Linked DNA regions of Homo sapiens: region 1 is linked to region 2. A link is a contact called in ENCODE Hi-C or POLR2A ChIA-PET data. All regions are on one chromosome and are shown on one strand. The core of a region is the stretch at or near the end of the contact, and the rest is flanking DNA. Distances in the headings are between cores, read along the strand shown.

Evidence for each region. Hi-C counts contacts between places; a loop is a spot of excess contacts on that map. ChIA-PET counts read pairs that join two places held with the same protein, here RNA polymerase II (POLR2A). Pooled maps may share reads with other maps.
Region 1: a map of heart right ventricle shows a loop between it and region 2 (22-fold over the local background). The contact joins two enhancer-like sites. A Hi-C loop is called at or near these places in 9 of 168 maps with a recorded cell type or tissue (CD4-positive, alpha-beta T cell, GM11168, GM12878 and 6 more), 4 of 37 single-sample maps with no recorded cell type and 7 of 50 pooled maps. POLR2A ChIA-PET finds 5 or more read pairs at or near these places in 4 of 52 experiments (CD4-positive, alpha-beta memory T cell, OCI-LY7, activated CD4-positive, alpha-beta memory T cell and 1 more).

What each region holds. Positions count from the first base shown.
Region 1 is chr17:68,223,965-68,228,097 of GRCh38, forward strand. It overlaps a transcript of AMZ2 not described here. Among named protein-coding and RNA genes, the nearest start is that of AMZ2, 22 kb to the right of the region's middle. Within about 2 kb of position 1,272, at least 4 of the 41 ENCODE cell types and tissues checked have a DNase peak (open chromatin) inside an H3K27ac peak, as active enhancers do; they include OCI-LY7 and natural killer cell, where a contact is called at or near this core.
Region 2 is chr17:64,986,961-64,991,276 of GRCh38, forward strand. No RefSeq gene overlaps it. Among named protein-coding and RNA genes, the nearest start is that of GNA13, 68 kb to the right of the region's middle. Within about 2 kb of position 2,341, at least 22 of the 41 ENCODE cell types and tissues checked have a DNase peak (open chromatin) inside an H3K27ac peak, as active enhancers do; they include OCI-LY7 and natural killer cell, where a contact is called at or near this core.

The DNA of each region.
Region 1 (4,133 bases), core at 22-2,521, 3.2 Mb after region 2:
CTGCAAGCTCTGCCTCCCGGGTTCACGCCATTCTCCTGCCTCAGCCTCCCGAGTAGCTGGGACTACAGGCGCCCGCCACCACACCCGGCTAATTTTTTGTATTTTTAGTAGAGATGGGGTTTCACTATGTTGGCCAGGCTGGTAATTTCTCTATTTTTAGTAGAGACGGGGTTTTGCCATGTTGGCCAGGCCGGTCTCGAACTCCTGACCTCAGGTGATCTGCCAGCCTCAGCCTCCCAAAATGCTGGGATTACAGGCGTGAGCCACTGTGCCCGCTAATGGATTTTCTAGAGAATTGCTGTGCTGCATTTTTCTTTTATTTTGTAAGATTCTTTAAGGAATGAGAGTAGGGTGCTTCTGTGATCGGTAAACAAGAACATGGGCTTTACCATAAGAGGGACTTGGATTCAAATCCAGGCTTCTGTGTTTACTGAGCTGTGTGGCCTTAGGCAAATGCCAGCCTCTCTGCGTGTTGCTTGCCTTACCTATAACACCTATGCGGCAGTTTCAGTTTATTGTTAAACATCAAATGCAGAAACTGCTGCAGTGCCAGGCATGGGATAGGAATTGGGGGTAGCTTTTTTTTTTTTTTTTCCCTAGAGACAGGGTCTCACTCTGTTGCCCAGGCTGGTGTACACTGGTGCAGTCATAGCTCACTGCAGCCTGCTGGGCTCAAGTAATCTTCCAGTCTCAGCCTCCCCAGGAGTTAGGACTACAGAGGCGTGCGACAACATCTGGTTAATTTTTTTAAATTTTCTTAGAGTTGGGGTCTTCCTATGTTGCCCGGGCTGAGGGGCAGCTATTTTTATTTTTATCTGCTTCTTTTTCACTCCCTTTTTTTTGCCTGCCTTCTTTCCTCTCTATCTATCATCCTCTTTGTTTCATTTGGGTTTTTGCTTTGGCAGTTTCCCCCCAAAGAAACTGGAAACCAGGCTGGGCGTGGTGGCTCACACCTGTAATCCCAGCATTTTGGGAGGCGGAGGCGGGTGGATCACCTGAGGTCGGGAGTTCGAGACCAGCCTGGCTACCATGGTGAAACCCCGTTTCTACTAAAAAAAAAAACACACACACACAAAAATTAGCTGGGCATGCTGGCGTGCACCTGTAATCCCAGCTACTCAGGAGGCTGAGGCAGGAGAATTGCTTGAACTTGGGAGGTGGAGGTTGCAGTGAGCCAGGATGGAACCACTGCACTCCAGCTTGGGTGAAAGGTGACACTCTGTCTTAAAAAAACAAAAACAAAACTGGAAACCAGTGTGTGAAATTGACGGGCTGTAGCATCACCTTTGCCACCCTGCAGTGATAGAGGAGCTAAAAGTCCCCTGAGAGAGCAGTCGTGTTGATGGTGGTTGAAGTGGGAGGGTGGAAATGGAGAAGTTCAGCCTTATATTAATAGGATCTGTAAGTAAAATTCACAAGCACCCCACCCGTGTGGTTGGCTGAGCACCACAGGTGTAAATTATTATTAACTCCATACCCAACAGAATTCAGCTCTCCTCTATTTTTACTATAGGAAAACACACAATAGCTGTGTATTTTGATTTTTAATTTTTTTCTTTTTCCCTCTGTGACTCAAGCCGAAGAGCAATAGCTATTTTTTAAAGTTAGCATTGTGTTCAGGCACATAGTAAACATTCCTCAATGGTGAGAATTTTAATATTCTTTTCTTTTCTTTTTTTTATTTTTTGAGATAGAGTCTCACTCTGTTGCCCAGGCTGGAGTGCAGTGGTGTAATCTCGGCTCACCATAACCTCCGCCTCCCAGGTCCAAGCCTCAGCCTCCCAAGTAGCTGGGATTACAGGTGCCCACCACCATGCCCAGCTCATTTTTATATTTTTTAGTAAAGATGAAATTTCACCATGTTGTCCAGGCCGGTCTCGAACTCCTGGCCTCAAGTGATCCACCCACCTTGGCCTCCCAAAGTGCTGGGATTATAGCATGAGCCACTGCACCCAGCCTTAATGTTCATTTTTCAGCATGTAATTAAGGCAAGATTAATAGAAAATGGGGTCCCAGATTGCCTCGCCCCAACCCCATCTTCTTTTGGCTTTTGGAGTATGAAAAGGGGGACGTGCTGTGGTCTCTGCCTGAAGCTGGCTCGCCCGGGAGCCCTGCCGGACCCGTAAGGAGGAGAACAAACCCTGGCAAATCCGACTGGCCCGAAGTGGATTTGCTAGAGTGACAGGCAGCAAAATTAATTCAGTAAGGCATTCGTAAGTGTATCACTTCACAAAGGAGTCAAAACTGCAGGAATCTGAACGAAAAGATGCCAAGCAAAAGGACTGGGAGAAGACCTGCCTACTATGTACATTTGACTCTGTTTTGTGCCTTAAGAGTTACGTGAGAGGCTGACTCTAACGTGGTTAGAATGGAGAACCCAGGGAGGCTTCCTTCAGGACGAAGAGTGAGGAGGGAAAGCTGCCAGGATGCAAGGCTGCTCTGGCAACAGGTTCTTCTCTCCTGCCCCCCAGCCCCTGCGTCTCTTTCTCTGTTGTCCAGTCCTCTACAAATTGTCCAGCCCACTGCAGGGAGCCAGTCTGATGGATTCAATAGTTTGCCCCATTGGAGGGAGTCCTCATGGGCCACCTGTCAGCCAATGGACCTATTCTGGTCAAGTGTCCTCCCCTGATCTCCAGTGACTTAGGTGGCACCCAGTCTGGCTTGCCTGGCCACCTCCCACCTCTGGTGGAGGGCAGGCATCATGCATGTGTTTGGAAAATACATTTGATTTTAGAGTTTAATTCTGGACAGTGGTCTTGGGACTGTCTTCAATAGCAAGGATCATGTGACCAAGTCCCCATTTCTTTTCACATTTCAGCTGCCTAATTTACTCCTAAAATGTACTCTGTGTGCTGGGTGGGGAAATTCTGAACTGGCTTCTGATTCTGGCTCTAACATCAGGGGACCAGCCTTAAGACTTGGAGCAAGCTGCCACTTCCTAGGGTCCCAGTTTGCTGCCCTGTGGCACAGCAGGGTTAGGAGGGAGGAGCACAAGCTAACCTGCCATCACCCCGTGGCTGAGTTGGGATTTTGAACTGCTGTTGTTATACATAATAACTTCTATGGCTTCGGGCACCGAGAGAGGGAGGCCCTAATTCCTTTACCAGAACTGGAACCCTTGTGTACATAATAACATTTTTAGGAATCTATGTTCATAGCTGGGGACAGAGTGGCAGAATGGTGAAATGTTCCCACTGGTGTCACACCCATCTCAGCGAGAGTCAGCCTTTGTCACAGACCTGCTCCGTGACCTCGGGAAGATGATCTGACCTCTCGACACCTGGTTTTCCTCCTCTGGGAAGTGGGGATACTAATAGGTCCTCCCCCCTGGCTTATTGGAGGAGTAAGAGGCAACACATGCAAAGCAGTTAACCAGGAGCCTGGGTAGGGACCTGGCTGTGAGTTCAGAGCCTGGGATTTGTGGGATGGCCAGTGTATGCACTTCCAGTGACTGCTGGCATTACCACAAACCCTTGGTAGATTAAGACAACAGAAATCTACTCTCTCACAGTTCTAGAGGCCAGAAGTCTAAACTCCTTACTGCTCAGTTGTGCACTGGCTGCGGGCTCCAGGGGAGAATCTGTTCCTGGTCTCTTCCAGCTTCTGGTGGCCAGCCGCATTCCTTGGCTCGTGGCTGCATCGCTCCAGTCTTCAAGGTCAGCATCTTCAAATCTCTCTCTGCTCCATCTTCACACGGCCTTCTCCTCGGTGTGTCTGATATCCCTCTGTCTCCCTCTTACAGAGATACCTGCATTGGCCAGATGCAGTGGCTCACACCTGTAATCCCAGTGCTTTGGGAGGCTGAGGTGGGAGGATCACTTGGGGCCAGGAATTGAAGATTATGCTGGGCAACATAGTAAGACCCCGTCTCTACAAAATAAACAGAAAAGAACTGTATTTAGGGCCCACCCATGTAATCCAGGATAATCTCCTTCCATGTCAAGACCCTTACTTAATCACATCTGCAAAGACCCTTGTATTCACAGGTTCTGGGGATCAGGGTGTGGATATATTTTGGGGAGGGAGACATTTCCAGCCTGTCACACCCAGCTGCGGGGGACATGTTCAAGTTGGCTGTCCTTTTTGCCTCCACTGCCCGTTTGCTGTGGAGTTGTGCCCTTGTCTCCTTCAAG
Region 2 (4,316 bases), core at 1,091-3,590:
CGCCACTAGTGTTTATAAATAAATTCAATAAAGTTATGCTCTCACAATAAAATATTATGTAATCATTTAAAAGAATAATCTCATGCTCTGCGTATTATCATGGAAGGATGTCCACAAGGTCTTGCTGAAATTTTTTTAAAAGTCCCAAAACAGTGTATATATAATTTGAGACTATTGATATAAAAATATGGGTGTATATGTGTGTAAAAAAAGATGTTTGGGCCGGGCACGGTGGCTCACGCCTGTAATCCCAACCTTTTTGGGGCTGAGGTGGGCGGATCACTTGAGGTCAGGAGTTTGAGACCAGCCTGGCCAACATGGTGAAACTCCGTCTCTACTAAAATAAAAATAAAAAAAATTAGCTGGATGTGGTGGTGCATGCCTGTAATCCCAGCTACTCCAGAGGCTGAGGCAGGAAAATCGCTTGAGCCAGGGAGGCGGAGGTTGCAGTGAGCCGAGATCTCACCACTGCACTCCAGCCTGGGTGACAGAGCGAGACTCCATCTCAAAAAAAAAAAAAAAAGGATGTTTGCCAAAATGTTAATAATGGTTGTCTTTAGAAGGAGGGCTTTTTGTGCTGTTTACTTTCTTCTTGATATTTTTTAGCAATTTGTTTTTGCAATGAGCATTTACTAGTTTTATATTTTTTAAACTATTTACCTTGAAAAAATTAGGTAAATCTATACTTACCATATAAAATACATTTATTTTGTAGTGAGTGAAAATGAGGGTTACAAAATATATACATAGTATAATATCATGTTCATATTTTATAGTTTTATACATAAATTTACATATTTTAGTTTAAGTGTTTATAAATACAAAAATACATTCACACATTTGAACATATATATAATATGCATATACATTTTACATGTATATATAAAAAGTTTTAAAACATATATTTTTATTTTTTAAGATTACTCTTTTTTTCTTTTTTTTTTTTGAGACAGAGTCTCACACTGTCGCCCAGGCTGGAGTAGAGTGGCACGATCTTGGCTCACTGCAACCTCCACCTCCCGGCTTCAAGCGATTCTCTCGCCTCAGCTTCCCAAGTAGCTGAGGTTACAGGCGCCCACCACCACGCCCAGCTAATTTTTTGTATTTTTAGTAGGGACGAGGTTTCACTACATTGGCCAAGCTGGTCTCAAACTCCTGACCTCGTGATCCACCTGCCTCAGCCTCCCAAAGTGTTGGGATTACAGGCGTGAGCCACTGTGCCTGGCCAAGATTACTCTTATATTTTGAATAATAATTGTATTTCCATTCTGGGGAAAAGAGTAATATTTTGGAAACCAGGCGCAGTGGCTCACGCCTGTAATCCCAGCACTTTAGGAGGCCGAGGCGGATGGATCATCTGAGGTCAGGAGTTCGAGACCACCCTGGCCAACATAGCAAAACCGTGTCTCTACTAAAAATACAAAAATCAGCCAGGCATGGTGGCGGGCACCTATAATCCCAGCTACTCGGGAGTCTGAGGCAGGATAATTTCTTGAACCTGGGAGGTGGAGGTTGTAGTGAGCCGAGATTGTGCCACTGCATTCCAGCCTGGTGGACCGAGTGAGACCCTATCTCAAAAAAAAAAAAAAAAAGTATGATTTTGGGCTAAGTCTTGGAGGGGTAGGGACGGCCAGTCCAGGGCAGCCCAGGCTGAGGGCACAGCATGTACCAAAAACACAAAGCCACAGCAGAGCAGGGCCATGCGTGGCACACGCTGCTCCTGGCACCTGATAGCACCAGTGTTCTGTCCTCCTGGAAACTCTCCTCTTGCATTTCTGGGTCACTGTTCTCTCCAGGCTGCCCAGTCAGCCAAGCAGGCACCTGGGCACAGAGGGGCCCTGAGGGATTGAGGCTGTCCCGGGTAGGGGCTCCGTAAGGGGGAAGCCAACCTACTTTGCAGTGTTCCTGAGGCTCAGGCCCGTGTGCCACAGTGAGAGGGCGCGAACTCCACGGTCCGTGGACTTGGGTTCAGCTGAGGCACCACCAGCTCCTGGGTGGCACTCGGCCAAGGCACTTTACCTCCCTGGGACTCAGTGTGTTTATCCAGGGGTATGAACAATAAGAACCTCTGGCCCACAGGCTTAATGAGAGAATTAAATAAGACATGGGAACAGCTCCTTTCAACTAACTGTTTATTACCAGAAGGTGCCCAATAACCAGGCATGGCAAAAGCCCAAAGGCAAAAACACAAAGCCCTGACATTTAACAGGTTCTTTTTTTGCTAAGAAACCAGCGCTGGAGACAAGTACTTGTGATATATCCTCGTGGCTGGACTTGTTGGTCACAAGTTCTAATTATGGAAATGCCCTCTGACAAAAGAGCCTGTTGATGTGAGTCACTATGGGTGGTTTAACTCTCTAGGCCTGGGCTGCTCCTAAGAATCATTTGCAGATACATCTATCTACCTAGCTATTTTTTTTTTTTTGAGACAGGGTCTCACTCTGTCACCCACTCTTCACTCTGTGAAGTGCAGTGGCACAATCAGGGCTCACTTTATCCTTGACCTCCTGGGCTCAAGCATTCTTTCCACCTCAGCCCTCTGAGCAGCTAAGACTATAGGTGTGTGCCACCATGCCGAGCTAATTTTTTTATTCTTGTTTTGAATTGTAGTATAGATGTCTCACTATATTATCCAGGCTGGCCTTGAATTCCTGAGCTCAAGCAGTCCTCCCACCTCGGCCTCCCAAAGTGCTGGGATTACAGGCATGAGCCACCGCACCCGGCCCATAAGATACATATGTTTTTTTTAAAATAATGCAGTGAGTTGTTTTGTTTTGGTTTTTGTGTTTTTTTAGAGACAAGGTGACATTCTGTTGCCCAGGCTGTGCTCTCACAGCTCACTGCCGCCTTGACCTCCTGGGTTCAGGCAATCCTTTCACCCCAGCCTCCACGTAGCTGGGACTACAGGCATATGCCACCACACCCTGGTTAATCTTAATTTTTTTTTTTAGAGATGGAGTCTTGCTATGTTGCCCAGTCTGGTCTTGAGTTCCTGGACTCCAGTGATCCACCCCCCTCAGCCTCCCAAAGTGCACCACCATGCCCAGTTAATTTTGTATTTTTAGTAGAGACAGGGTTTTTCCATGTGGTCAGGCTGGTCTCAAACTCCTGACCTCAGGTGATCTGCCTACCTTGGCCTCCCAAAGTGCTGGGATTACAAGTGTGAGCCACTGAGCCTGGTCGCTACTTGTTCTTATTGTGCATTTATATCCTGAAGAAATGGAATCTGCCATTTGCTGTAGCAGCGATCCAGAAAAACAAAGTGTAGTTGTTGGAATAAAACACAACTAACTGACATTGAGTGTCACCTGGGGGTGACCCAGCACAGCAAGAATGGATCAGCTTAAGCAGGTGTGGTGGCATGCACCTGTGGTCCCAGCTACTTAGGAGGCTGAAGTGGGAGGATCACCTGGCCCAGGAGAACGAGGCTGCGGTAAGCCAAGATCATGCCACTGCACTCCAGCCTGGGCAACAGAGCAAGATCCTGTCTCAAAAAAAAAAAAAAAGAATCAAAGAATGGATCAGCCTCATATCATCCAAGCTCATAGAGACAATGATGTAGAAAAACCCCAATGGCTTTGTATTGAATCGTCACCTTCAGAGGGCTGGGGACATAGGTTCATAGATAGTACCTTCACTCCCGGGAGGCACGGGAAGACAATTCCTTTTTGGTTTTTTTTTGAGACAGAGTTTCACTCTTGCCACCCAGGCTGGAGTGCAGTGGTGCAGTCTCAGCTCACTGCAACCTCTGCCTCCTGGGTTCAAGTGCTTCTCCTGCCTTAGCCTCCCAAGTAGCTAGCATTATAAGTGCCCATCACCACACCCAGTTAATTTCTGTATTTTTAGTAGAGACGGGGTTTCTCCATGTTGGCCAGGGTGGTCTCGAACTCCTGACCTCAGGTGATCCACCCACGTTGGCCTCCCGAAGTGCTGGGATTACAGGCATGAGCCACCACGCCCGGCCGGGAAGCCAATTTATAACAAGCTTTCTTGGTAAACATGGGTAATTAGTTGATGACCCTAATGGTCCCTACCCCTCAAAGTTTGGTGCATCCTCTTTCTCTCTCCCAGCCGTGTGAGGACACAACATGAAGTTGGTCATCTCAGGACCAGGAAGAGAGCCCTCCCCAGAACCCAACTATACTTGCACTTGACTTTGGACTTCCTAGCCTCTGCTGTGAGTGATGAATGCTTGTTGTGTAATCCACCCAGCCTATGATACTCTGTGGTAGCAGCCCAAGCTGACTAAGACACTTGGCAAGTGCATCTCCACAATAAGATCCAAGCCATCTCAGCCTGGAAGTTGATGCTTCCAG